Regions from separate parts of the Mus musculus genome. Here region 1 is linked to region 2. The links are chromatin loops, found by intact Hi-C in ENCODE. Cell type or tissue: heart. All regions are shown on one strand.

Region 1 (8,000 bases), 98 kb after region 2:
CTCAAACACCAGGCACAGGTGATTCCGGAACATGAAGTGCCGCTTAAGGTGTACTGCGGGCAACGGTGACAGTGGGGAACAGGTTAGACACACTGATGGCAGGTGGCTTGGGACTTCACAGTGACCACCTCTGGTAACCTGCAGTGAGCCCTCAGGTGTTTCTACACCAACTCACTGGACTTCCAAGGCATGTTAATTCTCTTGCGTCTCTCACACCTTCCAGTTCCAAAACCCCAAAGGATGATATAATCTAGGGTTACTCTAGCGTAGATTATGGGATGACCAAAGGGCAGCAGCACGCTTGCCTAGCAAGCACAAGGCCCAGGGTTCAGGCCCCAGCACTGCAAAGGGAAATAAAAGGTACTGTTCCCTCCTAATAAAGCGTCAAAACAGCTCCACATTTACTCACTTCATTTGACAACACTGAATCAGGCCTGGGGTGTAGGCATGGAGACCCAGGTCTTTGTACACTGATGCACGAAGACTGTTAGCTCAAGGTTCATCTGGATATATTTACTGAGACCCTATCTCAAAATAGTCAAGTAACAAAAGGTCTGGAGATGTTCTGGGGTGGGGATGGTTGAGGGGAGGACCTGTTTGCCTATTACATATAAAGCACTGGGCTCGATCCCCAGAATAGCAAAGCAAAACCTCCAAAAGTATCACCATCACCAAAACCCGAACTACCAAAAGAGCCTGCTCTCGTCTTTGCTGTGTCTACCCATGTGCCAAGGGATACTGGCTGTCCTCTACAGAGTCCCTTTCCAGAGGAACTGAAGACTGGGACATATCTCAAGAGCCAGAGCTCTAGAGGCCACTGCTTTTCACATCCTCAGCTGTTGAGTCTGATGTGAGAGCACTGAGTGCCTCAGTCTCTCCAACATGTACTCAGAGCTGCCCCGTCCCTCACCAGCTGCGGGGAGGTAATTCAAAGCAAGGGTTTGCAACACAATCTGGCCCTCAGTGAGCACAAGAGAGAAATCCTGAGCACAGCAGGAGAATCAAAGGATGAGAAGCCCAAAGACCCTCGTGGAGGTCTCTCTCCCACAGGCACCCTGCACCTGCCCAAGCCCAGGCCTCACCTATGTAGTACTTCATCTCTGTATCATGCTGGTTCATCAGCTCCAACAGCCGTAGCTCAATCTGTGCCTGGTTCAGGAAGGCCTTTTTGTTCTTGATGATCTTGATGGCCACCAGCTCCTGAGTCTGGTGATCATAGGCTTTCACCACCTGTCGAGACAAGGAGAGTTACCTGGGAAGGTGGGAGGCCCACCAGCCACACCTTTCTAACAACTCACAGCCCAGTGCTCACATCCCTTATACTGGATACAAAATAACAGTTTTCTTACAAGAAGCCTTGTGATTTATACTCATACAGAACTAAGAGGGAAACTAAGTGGCTTGACTGGCTGGTCCAGGACAGAACTTGCAGCAAGTGAACCAGTGAACCACTCGGGGAGGAGGGAATGTTGGGAATGTTAGTGGTTGTCTGCATCCAGATACTGGATGAGTGGGGAGTCCCACACCTGGCCAAAGGAGCCTTTGCCAATAAGAGAGTCAATCTCATAGCGCTCTAGCCAGCGCTCGCCACTGCGCACAATGTAGTCGTGGTTGTCGTCATCATAACCGTGGTTCAGGACCTTCTTCTCCTTTTTGGTGCTCGAGTCCTGGGGTGGCGCCTGTTGGGCCCGCCGCTTCTTCTTCGCATAGTATACCTGCTCAGGCAGCCAGGAAACCGGACCCTTAAGTGACCCGGGCAAGAAGCCAGGACCCTTTGCAACACCCAACCAGGGAAGTCCATTCCCCGCTTTACCTCATTGATGTGCTTGTAGGTCTTGATGAGGTCCACCGAGAGCTTGCGCAGCGGGGCTGAGGCCGCATCCCGGAAGGCCAGGGGCAGTCTCCGGGGCAGGAGCCGCACATCAGGTAGTACCTGTGGTAGAGCGGAGCAGATGCTGAGCACAAGCCTTCACCTCAACTTCCAGGGAGAGAATGGGAAAGCTGACGACTCACTGACCATGCCTACATTTCTCTAGCTCCGATCCCACCTGTAGAGCACAAGCACACTGTGTGGGCTCCCCATTCATCTGTTCATTATGTGAAATGAGTGATTTACCTCTGGCCTTCCATTCTGCCCCAGGTCAGCTCTTTTGCTCCATATCTGGGTGTTTACCCCTGAATCTTTGCACCTGAGACCACCATTATGGGGAACCATGCCAATGAATTCCCTGTATCCATGTCCTCACTCTCAAGTGAGTGTTTCTGCCCAGTTACAAAGCTCCTGGACTGGGTTAGTCTCCCTGGTCTCAGCTTATTCTCATTTCCACCCCCCTCGACATCTCTCTCATGCCCCTTACTCCAGACCTCGTTCTTGTTGTGAACCTTCAGACCTGTGTTCCTGTCTGCTCTGTGCCAGTGACAGTTCTGACCCAAGACACACATTACACTTCAAAACCATGCTGTGAGAGGGCAGGCCACGGAGAAGCTCAAGGATTCCGTCCTCAGCAGGAATGAGGGTGGACTGTGAGGCCTCCAAAGTCCCCAGAGATCCTCCAACAATCATGCTCTTGTCTGGAGACCCTTCAATCCTCAGGCAGGTGAGAAGCCAGCTGAATGCCTACCTGTGTGTGTTCCTGGGGCCCCGGAAAGCCAGAGAAAGGACCATGGCCTGGTGGGACGGCCATGGTGGGCTCAGAGGGCCGCAGGGGCGTGAGGCCTGGAGCGGGAGCCCGGCCGGGGGGCGCCTTCTCGCATCCTGCACCTCGGCTGCCACCGCCGCTGAGACCTGAGAGCAGGTAGGAAGTGGGAAGACAACATGGAACAAGAAGGCATGTAGGTCAGGGTCAGTCAGAAGAGGTGGGTATGAGTTAGGGGCAGGACCAGGGGGAGACAGGGGACAGGGCAGAGCACCAGCACCAGGTAGCCATGTACAAACAGAAAGGGTAGCAAGTGGGTTAGCACAGCGTGTCTCTCAACAAATGAGGAGCCAAAAAAAATGAATGAAGCATCACATCCAGAGATGTAAAAGGGAGCCATCAGAGCCAGACAGGGGTGGGAGAGGGTGGGTACAAGGCCAGGGCAGGAGGGATAGAAAGAGGCCAGGAATTAGGAGAGCAAAAGAAGGCAGAAACCGTGTAGAGTCTGGGCAGTAGAACTCAGTCCTTCAAAATTTTACTGGTGGCCAGCCTGAGTCCCTCAGATAAGGCCCCGCCCTCACACCGTCTTCCCTCAACACCAAGGGCCCAATTTCAAGCCCAGTCTACCCACTAGTTTCTTTCTATTCTAAAGAACATAGCAGTCCTTATGGACCTCCCAGCAAACCCAAGGTTATCTGAGAACTCCTTTACATGCAAGCTATAGATGTTTCAACCACCTCGGCACTTTCCCCTGGGACCGACTCCATACTCCAAGACCGCTCCCTGCTCCCTATATGAGGTCTCTGGAACCAGAGATCCTTCTTTTAAGCAGTCTATATTTATCCCACTAGGATTCCCCCATTACTCCAAGACCCCTACTCCTCAGGAAAACAAGGGAGAGGTGTCATTTTTCAACATCTAAGAGTCACGGTCTTTTTCTTCTTTACCCTGAGGTCCTTGCTAGCTCCTCTATTTCTACGCTGGGTCATTCCACAATTGAGCCTATTCCTAGAAGGGCCTGACAGCCAAATCCCTAAATATCGCACAAGACTTCACTCACTAAAAGTGTCCTTCGGAACAAAATCCCCTTCTTAGGAGCCTCCCCCTTGTCAGATCCCCTTCTATGCTATGTCTTGCCACTCCAGGTCCCCTTTATTGGGGCTTCACAGATAAACAACCTCTTCCCGAGCCCTCCCACACTAGGACCAGCTCTTACAGCTCCCACCCCTACCCGGGTCAGGGATGGCGCTGGGCCCACGGGGGGCTGGAGCGCGATGGGGACCCCAGTGCGGTGGGCGAGCGGCCAGCATGGCGGCGGTGGTGGTGGCGGCGGCGATGAGGAGGTGGCCGCCTGTCCCCGGCCCGGCTAGCCTAGCCAGCCCCGCGGCGGTGAGGGCAAGCGGGACAGGCGGCCCGGTGGGTGACAACAGCAGCCGCCGCCACTGCCACCGAGGGGGAGGGGCGGGGAAAGGAGGGGACGAGGGTCAGACCAGGGCACGCGGGGGAAGGGGACAGCAGGTGGACGGGGGAGGGGCGGGTTAACCCTCGCCCTACGGCCCAGCCCCGCCCCGCGTGGCCACCCGCCCCCAGGGACCCTGGCGTCCCGCCCCCCACCCGGCAGGCCCGCCCCGGCCAGTGGAGTCCCGGCGGGCGGGGCCCAAGAGAGCCCGGCAGGCCGCACCTCCCATGGCAACAACCGCGCCATTGGTTGTTGCTGCCAAGAGCTTAACCAATTAGCACTCAGGGCAGCTGTTGCTAGGCGACAGCGAAGCGGCCAGCGCAGCCGAGCCCAAACAAAGGGCGGGAGTGGGGCCTGGCTGCCCCCTCCCCGACTCCCTCTCAGGACGGCTCCCTCGGGCTCAGCCTCTTCCAGGAATCCAGCTATGAAGAGCCGGACTCCGCTGCAACGGCCCAAAGCCCCCTCCTTTCCCTTGCTAAATCTCGCGGGGACGGGCAGGGCGGTTCCCGGCCTGCCCCCCACCCAAGCGTGCCGCCCCGCCCGTCGCAGCACCCTTACCTGAGGGCGTGGGTAAGGGGATTCAAACTGCTCGGGGAGCCCGAGCTCAGACCTGCCCACTGGCTGAGGGTGTCCGGTGGACGCGGCGAGCCAGGGCCCCGATTACCCAGTAATGCAACCAGCAAAATGGCGACCACAACAAACCGGCCCCCCTGCCCCGGCTCCGCCCCCACATCATTCACGTGACCTAGCGGAGCACAGTGCGCCTGCGCCTTAAGGGTGCTGAGCCGCGCACGTGCGGAGCAGCCACCAATGGAGCATGCACCATGTGACCGGATGAAACTTTCCAGGCACCACCCCCCGAAGCACACAAAGTTGATCAAGGGCGCATGCGTCTCGAGGCCACTTAGCAATAGGCACCAGACAGGGGAGACAGATGAGTCTTTTAATAGAAAAACAAAACAACTCCCCCGCCCCCAAAAAATCACAAGCCACACGTGCAACAGTAACAACACACATCTCTTCAATCCAGACAGCTCTGAGTTTCAGTTCTTCACCTTGGGAGGTGGCCTGTGAGGAAATCAGAGGGGGTCGAGTTGTAACCACTTTTGGCTTCTCAGGGCCACAGGTAAGGGAGAGGTCTGTTGTGACACTCACCTGTACACACCGACAACCACGGCGTGGTCTCGCTCATAAGGCTCTAGCGTCAGCTGCTCCTGCGGCTTCATGTTCTCCTGCTGCATCTTCTTCACTTCAGATGCAAACACAGCCTCTGCTGACGCAGTGGAGTCAATGCAGTTGGCCTAGAAAGGAGTCAGGACTAAGTTACAGATTTGGAGACCCAGGCTTTCCCAATTTTCTAACTTCATTAAAGAAGTTTTAATTTGGCTCACATTGGAAACAGGTTATTTCATTTATCTAAGGCAGTGTTTAAGGTCAGGAATTTTCTTCCATATCCTGGAAGCCCAGCTGGCAAAAACAGAACAAATGTAGCAATAGCAGCCTGGTCTACAGAGTTGAGTTCCAGGACAGCCAGGGCTATACAGAGAAAACTCTGTCTTGAAAAAACAAAAACAAAACAAAACAAAAAAAAAACCCAAAAACAAGTGTAGCAATAGGTTGGCCAGTTTTGAACATGGTGAGGATGCGCGAGAGTTTTCCCTATTTAAAATTAAAATGTTTTGAAAAATGTACCTGCTGCAGTTAATATTGTACCCCACAATCTGCTCCAAATGCTTAGCAGCTATCAGTCTTTATTTCAGCCATAAGGAGGACTAATAAACAAGTCAGATAGGCTAAGGCGCCATAACCTGCTCAGCCACAGAGACAAAGCACCCACACCACACTCTAGGGTTACTCAACCTTACATGGCAAGACCCATACCTTAATGGAAATCACAAAGTGTCCTCCATTCCGCAGGAAGGTGTGGGCGTTCAGGGCCACAATTCGGGTTTGGTCTGGCTGGGCCACATCGGCAAAGATGACATCCACCATTGCTAAGGAAAAAAGGGACAGCGGTTACTACAAACAAGGCAGCAGAGAGCTCCCCAGAGCCTCCCAACAGGGCCTGTGCTCCTTCACCACCAGGTTCCTGGGACTCTCTTGCCTCCAGTCTTACCCCCCACCACACAGCCTCCCTCCAAAGCACCCCAAAGGTGGATCCAGAACACGAAAGTCACATCACTCATCCACTCCTGTTGTAAACCAATGGTTGCCACCTACTCTGTGGCCAGCCCTGGGCTGGGCGTGGGGGACACAGAGACGAGTCAGACCCGGACCCTGCCCTCGAGATCCTCCCGGGTCTGGGGGGAGACAGACATGTCATCAAAAAGACAAGTAAATGTGAGCAGTTAAAGACGAGTCGTGGGCAGGGCTGTCAGATGACAAGGACCAGAGGTGCACTGAGAAAATGCACAGGAAAAAAACCAAAAACAAAGCCAAACCCCATAAAAAACCAAACCAAACAACCAAAACCCCATAAAAACCAAACCAAACCAAACCAAACAGTGCAATGGAAAGGTAATGCTTTAAGGTAGCGTGACTTAAAACTACAACAAAGAGTGTGATGGAGTGAAAACGCCCTTTAAGGATTTGGAAAAGCAATGACAAGTACCGAGTACCTCTGGGAGAACTCACACCCTCTCTACTTTTATACTAGACCTTAGAGGTGTTTTTAAAAAACAAAGCCATTGGGTTATACTTGCTGTGGTCAGGGCTGGAATCTCATCAGACAATGGCTTTAAAACACAAACCAGGGCAGTGTAAAAAAGGCGCCAAGTGTTAGAGGGGAACAAAACTGATCCTGGACACAATCTCCACCTGCAGGTCCTCACACTGCCGCAGTGAAGAGGCCTGCTCGCCACTCTAACTCCACCTAAGTCAGGCTCCATCAGCATCCTCCCCGGGGCCACTCCCGGGCCCTCACCGATAAGCATGCGGTATTTGTGTGGGTGTCGAGCATCTTCAATTACAGGAATAATGTTAGTCCTCTTCTTGGCCAAGTTGATGAGGTCACGGCCAGAGCGGTGGGAGAACTCAACTGCGTAGACCAGACCATCCTAAAATTAAGCAAACATCTGTGAGCACACACTGGTGCTCCAGCACAGTTGCTAACACCGTGCTTGCGCCCCTCCTGTAGCAGGTTCTCATACCAGCAATCAAAACCCTGCTTTGAAATAACTATCATTATGTCTATAGCCCAGATGAATAAATGGTCCCAGAGACAAGTCATGAGCCACGGTTATTCATAAGCAGCAAAGCTTTAAGATCCCAATTTATCTGACCCACAAGCCCAGGCTCCCAACACAGGTAAAAATCCCGCATCCAGGGTAGTTAGAGACAAAGGAACAGAGCTCATGGCATTTGCAATGGACCAGTACTTGAAATATGGGATCCTATACTGCCACAAAGAACATAAGCTCACTGTAACTCAGTGTTAGCACACCTGCCTAGCCTTTCAAGAAGCCCTAGGCCCAACACCCAATACTGGATGGGGCTAGGGCAAAAAACTACATTTGGGGGACATTGTTTTGTCTGTGTGGAAGCCAGAGGACAGTGTGAAGCGACAATCCTTCAGGAACTCTACCCATCCTTTTTTCTTTTTCCTTGAGACAGGGTTTTTGTGTAGCTCTGGCTGTCCTGAAACTCACTGTGTAGATCAGGCTGTCCTCACGAGAACTCATGAGATCTGCTGCCTCTGTCTCCCCAGTGCTGAGATGAAAGGCAAAACCACCGCCTTATTTTTGAGACAAGGTTTTTCATGCGCTGATGGCTGGGCAGGCACCAGAGGCTGGCCTGCCACTGCACTCTCCTGCTGTCACTATGAGGGCATACTGCCACACCTGCTTTGTTGTAAAAGTGGATTCTGAGGGTCAAAATCAGGTCCTCATGGTTATGTGGCAACCAAT
Region 2 (8,000 bases):
AAAACTACTGAGCTTTTTTTTTTTTTTTTTTTTTAAAGATTTATTTATTTATTATATGTAAGTACACTGTAGCTGTCTTCAGACACTCCAGAAGAGGGAGCCAGATCTCATTACGGGTGGTTGTGAGCCACCATGTGGTTTCTGGGATTTGAACTCCGGACCTTCGGAAGAGCAGTCGGGTGCTCTTACCCGCTGAGCCATCTCACCAGCCCCCACTACTGAGCTTTTAAAAAAGATTTATTTAGTTATTGTATGTACATGTACAGCTGGTTGTGAGCCTTCATATGGTTGTTGGGAATTGAATTTTTAGGACCTGTGCTTGCTCCGGTTGCTCTGGTCGCCCCACTCACTCAGGTCAACTCCATTTGCTCAGTCCCAAAGATTTATTCATTACTATTAATAAGTACACTGTAGCTGTCTTCAGACACACCAGAAGAGGGCGTCAGATCTCATTACGGGTGGTTGTGAGCCACCATGTGGTTTCTGGGATTTGAACTCAGGAACTTCGGAAGAGCAGTCAGTGCTCTTACCCACTGAACCATCTCGCCAGCCCACTACTGAGTTTTAAAAAACTGTCTGAGGTGGTGTCACATGCATTTAATCTCAGCATTTCAGCAGGATCTTTGTGAACTAGAAGCCAGCCTGGTTTACATAGTGAGTTCCAGGCTAGCCAGGGTTACTACATGTGTAGTGAGATCCTATCTAAAAAATATAATTTATTGGGGGCTGGAGAGACGTCTCAGCGGTTAAGAGCACTGGCTGCTGCTCCTGAGTTCAATTCCCAGAAACCACATGGTGGCCCACAACCATCTGTAGTCATGAACTCTGGTCTCTTCTGCAAATATGCCAACAGAACACTCATATGCATAAATATTTTAAAAGTAAGTAAAAAAGATAGGGTTTATTTGTGAGATGTTGGAGGCAAGATGGTGCAGTGTAATGGATAAAGGTGTTTTGGACAAGCTGGATGCCGGGAGCCATTTACAAACAAAACCTCATTCACACCAGCCATAAATCCCAAAATATTCTTAGCAAAAAATGCTTCAAGACCTCTAAAAGCTTTAAAACCCAAGGCCATGGAGCAAATTGAGACGACCACGCGGCTGCATAAGATTTAGTGCAGACACCAAGTCCTTCATGTAGAGATTTAATGCAGGTCAAATAAAAATGCCACCCGTTTTGGTAAGAAATTGTCACACTGATCCTAATGTTGCATTATAGGAAAAAAAAAAAAAAGAAAGGCCAGGTGGTGTTGGCACACGCCTTCAGTCCCAGCACTCAGAAGGCAGAGGCAGGTGGATCTCTGAGTTTGAGGTCAGCCTGGTCTATGGAGTTCCAGCACAGCCAGGGTTACCCAGTGACCCTGTCTTGAACCCCTCTCCCTGTCAAAATAGGGGAGAGTACAAGTCTCTGAAGACCCGGTGCTCCCAGAGCTGCAAGTGTCCCAGTGAAGGCTGATGTCAGCATGTCCCTTTTACCATTCACAGTGGCCAACATTTTTCCCCCCAGATGGGGGTCTCACAATGAAGTGTCAGGCTAGCCCCAAACTCAACCATCCTGCCCTAGCTTTCTGAGTCTGAGACTGGAGCTGTCAACTATACTCGTGTGGCAAGGCCATTGTGCATCAGGCAGGAAGCAGCAAGGGTTGAGCCTGTACAGCTACAAACATCCCTGCAGGACAGAAGCATCAAATGCCGTCAAGGCTGAGAAACCATCCGTGACCTACTTCAGAGGGGTGGGTGAGTTAAAGGTTTACTGTGTGGTAATGCGCATGTGGAGAGTGACTGACACCTCTGGAGGGGCCAGCCCTTGCAGCTTCACATGGTTCCCGGGACCACCAGGCTTCTTGGCAAACCGTTTACCCACTGAGCACGTTTTCTAGTTCTCTGCTCAATTGCACAGGCTGCTCTAGACTTTTTATCGTTTGAAGATCTCACTATGGAACCAAGGTGGTTCTGGAACTTGGGTACACCAGGTTGGCCTCAAACTCATAGAGATCTGCTTGCTGCTGTGTGCAGGGATTGAGGTCATGTGCCGCCTGCCATCCCTGGCCTAAGCTCTGGACCAGCTTGTCTCAGCCTCCAGAGTATTTAGCATTGAGGTTACAGGGGTGTGCCATCACACCCATCTCCGACTGCCCCCCCCCCTTTAAAATATTTATTATATGTAAGTACACTGTAGCTGTCTTCAGATACCCCAGAAGAAGGCATCAGATCTCATTATGGATGGTTGTGAGCCACCATGTTGTTGCTGGGACTTGAACTCAGGACCTTCAGAATAGCAGTCAGTGCTCTTAGTGTGAGTTTTTCCCAAAGCCAAGACTGTTGTGGAGAAAGAGGCCCAGAGTTCCTTGGTGAATGGAAGTAGACAGAGGCACAAAGAGGGCAGGGAATCCTTAAGACAAACAGCAATGCTTTTGCCCTGTAACTGCTCCGTTTAAGTCTAAGGAAAGAGCAAACGCAACACAGAATGTTACCAAAGCAACGCCAGGGGCAGTGACCCACCCTTAGTTCCAGGACCTGGGAAGTAGATCAAGGAATTCGTCATCAGCCACAGTTCTGTGAAACCTCATCTCAAAAATCAACAACAAAGAAACAAACCAAAAAAACAAACAAAAAACCCCAATGAACAAACCCCAAAACAACCCCTTCCCCTCCTCCCACCCCCCAGAAAACCACATAATAGCTAGGTATGAGACAGGAGGATCTCTGTGAGTTCAAGGCTAGCCTGGTCTACCCATTTAGCAGGTTCTAGACCAGCCAGAGCTACAAAGAGAGACCCTATTTCCAACAACAAAAAATAAGACTGGAGACATGACTCAGTGGAGTGGGTTCAGTTCCCAGAACCAACATCGGGGCTCACAGCTGCCTGAAACTGTAGTTCTGGGAGACCCAACACCCTCTTCTGGTCTCCTCAGTCTCTTGCATGGACACGGTACACACGTATGCATGCAGGCTCACACACATACACATAAATCTTTAAAACAACCAAAAGGAAACATTTTCAAACAACCCAGATGTCCAGAAGACAACTAGTTCATTAAATATGTTGATACAGACTTAAATAGTAGTCATTAAAAAAAAAAACCTATATAGAATTACTTCCATGATAACTGAACATATCAAACCTCAGATGCTGATATATGTACGTACTATGTAGATTTGTTTACATTGCACGTGGATGTGCACCAGTGGTGCTTGGAGGAAATGGGTGTGGATTCTTCCACCTTCACCTCTTGGGTCCAGGGATCAAATTCAGTAATAAGGCTTAGCAGCAGACACCTTTAACCACTGAGCCAAAACCCTACCCTACCTTGATTCAGAAGGAATGGGAGCAGGGCAAGAAGGCTTGGGGTCCATCCTCAGCACCCAAGATTGGGGGATAACTAGACTGGTACCAGTTCATATATGCCTTATAAAATCTGTTTGAAAAACCCTACAGAAAACACAAATCTGTATGGATACCTATTTTCAATTTGGCAGATAAGTTTAACTTCCCATAGTATCTTTTGCAGAATTTGAGTCTTGTGTCTGTATTATTTAAATAATCACTCATCTATTTCCGCATGGTTACAACTACACAAGGTCTGGAAAAATATTCATCTCACAACACATACATGGTTTTCCCTATCTGAATATTTACAACTCGTCTACAGAACATCAAACACAAGAAGTAACGATACATGGATCTTGTCAGCTGACGATGGGACGACCCTCAATTCTGAAATGTCCAAGTGGTTTACAGCTTTCTTCTTACTCAGTAAAACCCGGGAGGAACAGAATCTAGCAAGCACATCCCCTGGTTTCTTCCCGCATCTCCGCTGATTTCTATGGTCTTTTTCATTGATATTTCTTAGACTTCATCTTTGCAAAACCATCGTCCTTCGCAGTGAAGCAACCATGATTTTCAACAAATGCAGGGGAGGGAAAGATTGCTGACAGTCACAAGGTGGAAGTCAGAAGAGTCCTCTTTGCTTGTCAGCCTCAAGCCTCAAGTGCCCTTCTCTCTCCCGGCCTGCTTCATTCCACCCTGCCCACGGCTGGATTCTGGCATGGATTCCCCACCTCATGACATTTGCCCAGACATCTGCCTTTGCCCTTGATTCTAGGAGTCACCTGACTTCCTGGCCACCAATCTTTTATTTTTATTTTTTATTTTTAAAAGACAGTCTCCTGTAGCCCAGGCTGGCCTCCAACTCGCTACATGGCGGAGGATGACCTTGAAGTCCGGTCCTCCGGCCTCCTTCCTCGGAGGTTATAGGTGAAGGCCACCCCTCAGTCGGCGTTGGGGCCGCGGGCGTCGGAGGCCGTGAGCGCCAGCATGAAGGCGCGGGCGTGCGAGTCCATCTGCGGGGGGTTGGCGTCGAAGGCCGCCTCCCTGGCCCTGCAGCCCTCCACGAACAGCCGGCGGCGCTCCTCGATTTCGTGGAGCAGCCTGGTGGGGATCAGGGGGTTGGTGTGCAGATAGTGTTGGAACATCCGCTGCTCGTACAGCTCTAGGAGGAGGAGCGGCGCGTGGACGTGCGGGATCGCCATCAGGCCCGCCACGCCGGGGAACTGCCCGGGAGCCAGGCCCGGGGCCGGCGCCATGGGCTGGGAGGCTGTGGCCAGCGGGTCTTCCTGGGCTTCGGGGACCGGACTGCCTCCGCCCAGTCCCACCTGCAGGACGTCGCCGACGCCGTTCATGGGGCTCAGGTCCGGGATCCTGCTCTCTCCGGGAAGCTCGGACATTGCCACCGTTGAATCCTCAGAAGCACCGGCTCCGGCGGCAGCGTGAAGATGTGCGCATGCGCGGGCCTCGGCGCCCTGGAAAACAAAAGTGCTTGCGCAAGGACGGGTGCCCGGACCTCTATCGCCCTCTAGGGGTGCCATGTGCCATTACCGCCACGGCCGCCTCAAGTTCTGAACCAGCAGGGGCGGCATCACATACTTTAATTTATTATTATTATTATTATTATTATTATTATTATTATTATTATTATTATTATTATTTTATTGCCTTGTTTGAGGCAGCGTCCATGTACATTTGGCTGGCCTGGAACTCATATATACACTCAGATCTGCCTGCTTCTGCCTCCAGAAAACTGGAATTAGCGGTGGTGGCGGCGCACGCCTTTAATACCAGCACTCCGGAGGCAGAAGCAGGTGGATCTCTGGAGCCAGATCCAGGACAGAGAAACCCCGTCTCAACAAACAAACAAACACATATATGGATGTTTTGTTACATATCTGTATATGTAAGCCATATGTGTGTCTGGATCCTAAGAAAATCTGAAGACGGTATCGGTAACTAGAGTTCCAGGGTGTTTGTGAACTGGGCTAGAGATAGCTCAGTGGCTGAGAACTTGCCTAGGGTGTAAGGTCTTGGGTTTGACCCCTATCTGAGAGACAGAGAAGAGAGAGAGGGGAGGGGGAAGGAAAGGTGGGGAGGGAGGAAGCAAGGTAGTTTTGAGCTACCACACAGGTTTTGGGAACTGAACCTGGGTTGTCTGAAAGAAAAAGTGCTTTTAATCTCCGGACTGTTTTTTAGTGTGTCTGTGTAAGTCGGAACCGTGCAGCTGTGGAGGTCAAGGTCAACGTCGTGGCCTTCTCTCCTTCCAACCTTATTGAACTCAAGGTGCTAGTCAGTTGTGCTCTACTCTGGCTTCTGTGTCACATTTAGCTTTGAGTGCGCACACGAGTTCGAGCCACGGCAGGTGTATGGAGATCAGAAGATAACTTTTAGGAGTCAGTTCCATCCTACCATGTGGACCCAAACTCAGGTTGTCAGGTTTGGCAAGTGAATGCCTCTACCTAGTGATCCATCTTGCTGGCATATTTTCTTCATTTTTGCTCGTTACGGTTGGTGTAGCCGTTTCTCTCGGCACTTCCATGCCTCTTTCCCCCACGCAGTGGCAGCACTTCCCTTACTTGAGTGTAATACACTGTTGAATCTCCTAGGGTGGCCACTGCCTGTCGATAATCTCAGAAAACAAGAGGGCTACCCGTGGTGGAGCACAGCTGCAATCCCAGTCTTTGGGAGGTAGAGGCAGGAAGATGAGATTATGTTCGTCCTGGGCTACTTGGCAAGTTCTAGGCCAGCCTGGGCTAATGTGAAAAGTGTGCTAAGAGTCTGAAATGCAGCTGTATCTCCGCCACGTAATCAACTCTGCACCTGCCTTCTCGTGCCTTTGAGGAACCCAGAGGCCACATGTCTCCAACCTGTCAATGCTGTCCCCAACACTCGCATCTGGAGCTCAAGCCTGTAACCCCAGCTACCTAGGTGTCCAATGCCGAAAAAGTTCAAGGGTAGCCTGGGCTACAGACTTCAAGGACAGTCTGGGCAACTAAGACCATGACTCAAAGTAAAAATAAGCCTAGGGTTAGAGGACCAGCGAGATGCTCAGCAGGTAATGCTGAGGATGTCTTCAGTTGCATCCCCTGGACCCACAGAGTGGGAGGAAGGCCAACTCCTGCAAGCTGTCTTCTGGCACTATGTATATACTGTGGGAGATGCACTCGTACTGCCTGGGAGTGTAGCTCAGTGGTGCTGCTCTGGGCTCAATCAGCACTTGAGGCTGAGGCAGGAGGAGCTCTGTGAGTTCAAGGTCACCCTGGTCTACATAGAGTTCTAATCCATCTAGGGCTACACACAGTGAGACCCTGTCATACACACAAAAAAGCTTGTTAGTAAAATTGAAAAGAATATAAAGACCATGCTGTGTTAGTCTCAACATGATCCCATAATTCGTCATGGTGCATCTGACATAACCTAGGATGGCATCTGTAGATTCTCGGTTTTGAAACAGGGTCTTGCTACAGAGCACAAGTTGTCCTCCAAGTTAGCACCTTCCTGCTGCTCCCTGCTGCTCCCTGCTGCTGCTGCTCCCTGCTGCTGCTGCTGCTCCCTGCTGCTCCCTGCTGCTGCTGCTGCTCCCTGCTGCTCCCTGCTGCTGCTGGGATTACAAGTTGTACCATGTCTGTTATGTTCATAACCTGAGGAGGCCTTTGACAAAATTCAACAAGCTTTCTTTTTAAAAATGTGTTATTTTTATTTATAGGTGTGTGCTTATGTACTTTTGTGTGAATGTGTATGTACACGTGTGTGGGTGTCTAACTCAGGGTTTCTATTCCTGCACAAAGCATCATGACCAAGAAGCAAGTTGGGGAGGAAAGGGTTAATTCAGCTTAGACTTCCATACTGCTGTTCATCACCAAAGGAAGCCAGGACAGGAGCTCACACAGGGCAGGAACCTGGAGGCAGGAGCTGATGCAGAGGCTCTGGAGGGATGTTCCTTACTGGCTTGCTTCCCCTGGCTTGCTCAGCCTGCTTTCTTATAGAACCCAGGACCACCAGCCCAGAGATGGCACCACCTACAATGGGCCCTCCCACCCTTGACCACTAATTGAGAAAATGCCTTACAGCTGGATCTCATGGAGGCATTTCCTCAAGGGAGGCTCCTTTCTCTGTGATAACTCCAGCTTGTGTCAAGTTGAGACAAAACCAGCCAGTATAGTGGGTGACCTTGGCATCCAGAAAAGAGGACTGGATCCACGGGAGTTGGAGTTGTAGGGTGGTTGTGAGCTGCCCAACACGGGTGCTGGTATCCAAATTCTGGTTCTCACGATTGAGCAGCAAGTGCTCCAGCTGCTGAGCCATCTCTCCAGCCCCGATAACCACTCCTTTCCTCTCTAGCTTTATGTGTGTGAGTGTTTTGCCTGCATGCATGCACGGCTGATGCCTGTGCAGGCCAGAATAGGACATCAGATCCCTCCCCTAGAGCTGGGATTGCAGATGTTTGTGATTGTGAGCTGCTGACATGTAATTGCTAGGAAGTGAACTAGGGTCCTCTGTAAGAGCAACAGTGCTCTTAATTATTGAGCCTTCTCTCCAGAGACTATGGATAGATGGCTATGGAAATCATTTTCACAAGTCATGGTCACTCACCACATTAAACAGAATGCAGTGGCCAAGGAGCCAAACAGAAGTCAGAGCAGGGCTGGAGAGATGGCTCAGTGGTT

Evidence for each region. A loop is a pair of places that touch in the nucleus more often than their neighbours do. Peaks named below come from ENCODE experiments on the same cell type or tissue, not always from the same donor. Only the 100,000 strongest peaks of a DNase experiment are listed, where the experiment ranks them.
Region 1: a loop joins it to region 2, with 2.2 times the contacts of the local background. A loop is called at or near these places in 2 of 42 quality-filtered maps.

The regions. Positions count from the first base shown.
Region 1 is chr7:28,176,294-28,184,293 of GRCm38, reverse strand. Fbl (fibrillarin) reads right to left here. Exons shown (of 9, transcript NM_007991.3): 6 at 7,019-7,151; 7 at 5,977-6,089; 8 at 5,251-5,396; 9 at 5,025-5,163. The coding sequence ends at 5,139. It overlaps Dyrk1b (dual-specificity tyrosine-(Y)-phosphorylation regulated kinase 1b), which reads right to left and starts at 3,978. Exons shown (of 11, transcript NM_001271370.1): 1 at 3,868-3,978; 2 at 2,622-2,785; 3 at 1,814-1,933; 4 at 1,527-1,715; 5 at 1,083-1,230; 6 at 1-53. The coding sequence starts at 3,946. In heart, no CTCF peak of the experiment used is centred here; DNase peaks (open chromatin) are centred at 2,727, 4,343, 4,863 and 6,323; H3K4me3 peaks cover 2,280 bases; H3K27ac peaks cover 1,879 bases.
Region 2 is chr7:28,274,511-28,282,510 of GRCm38, reverse strand. Eid2b (EP300 interacting inhibitor of differentiation 2B) reads right to left here and starts at 4,805. Exons shown (of 1, transcript NM_001177427.1): 1 at 2,382-4,805. The coding sequence starts at 4,730. The coding sequence ends at 4,275. In heart, a CTCF peak has its summit at 4,858; a DNase peak (open chromatin) is centred at 4,780; H3K4me3 peaks cover 1,018 bases; H3K27ac peaks cover 801 bases.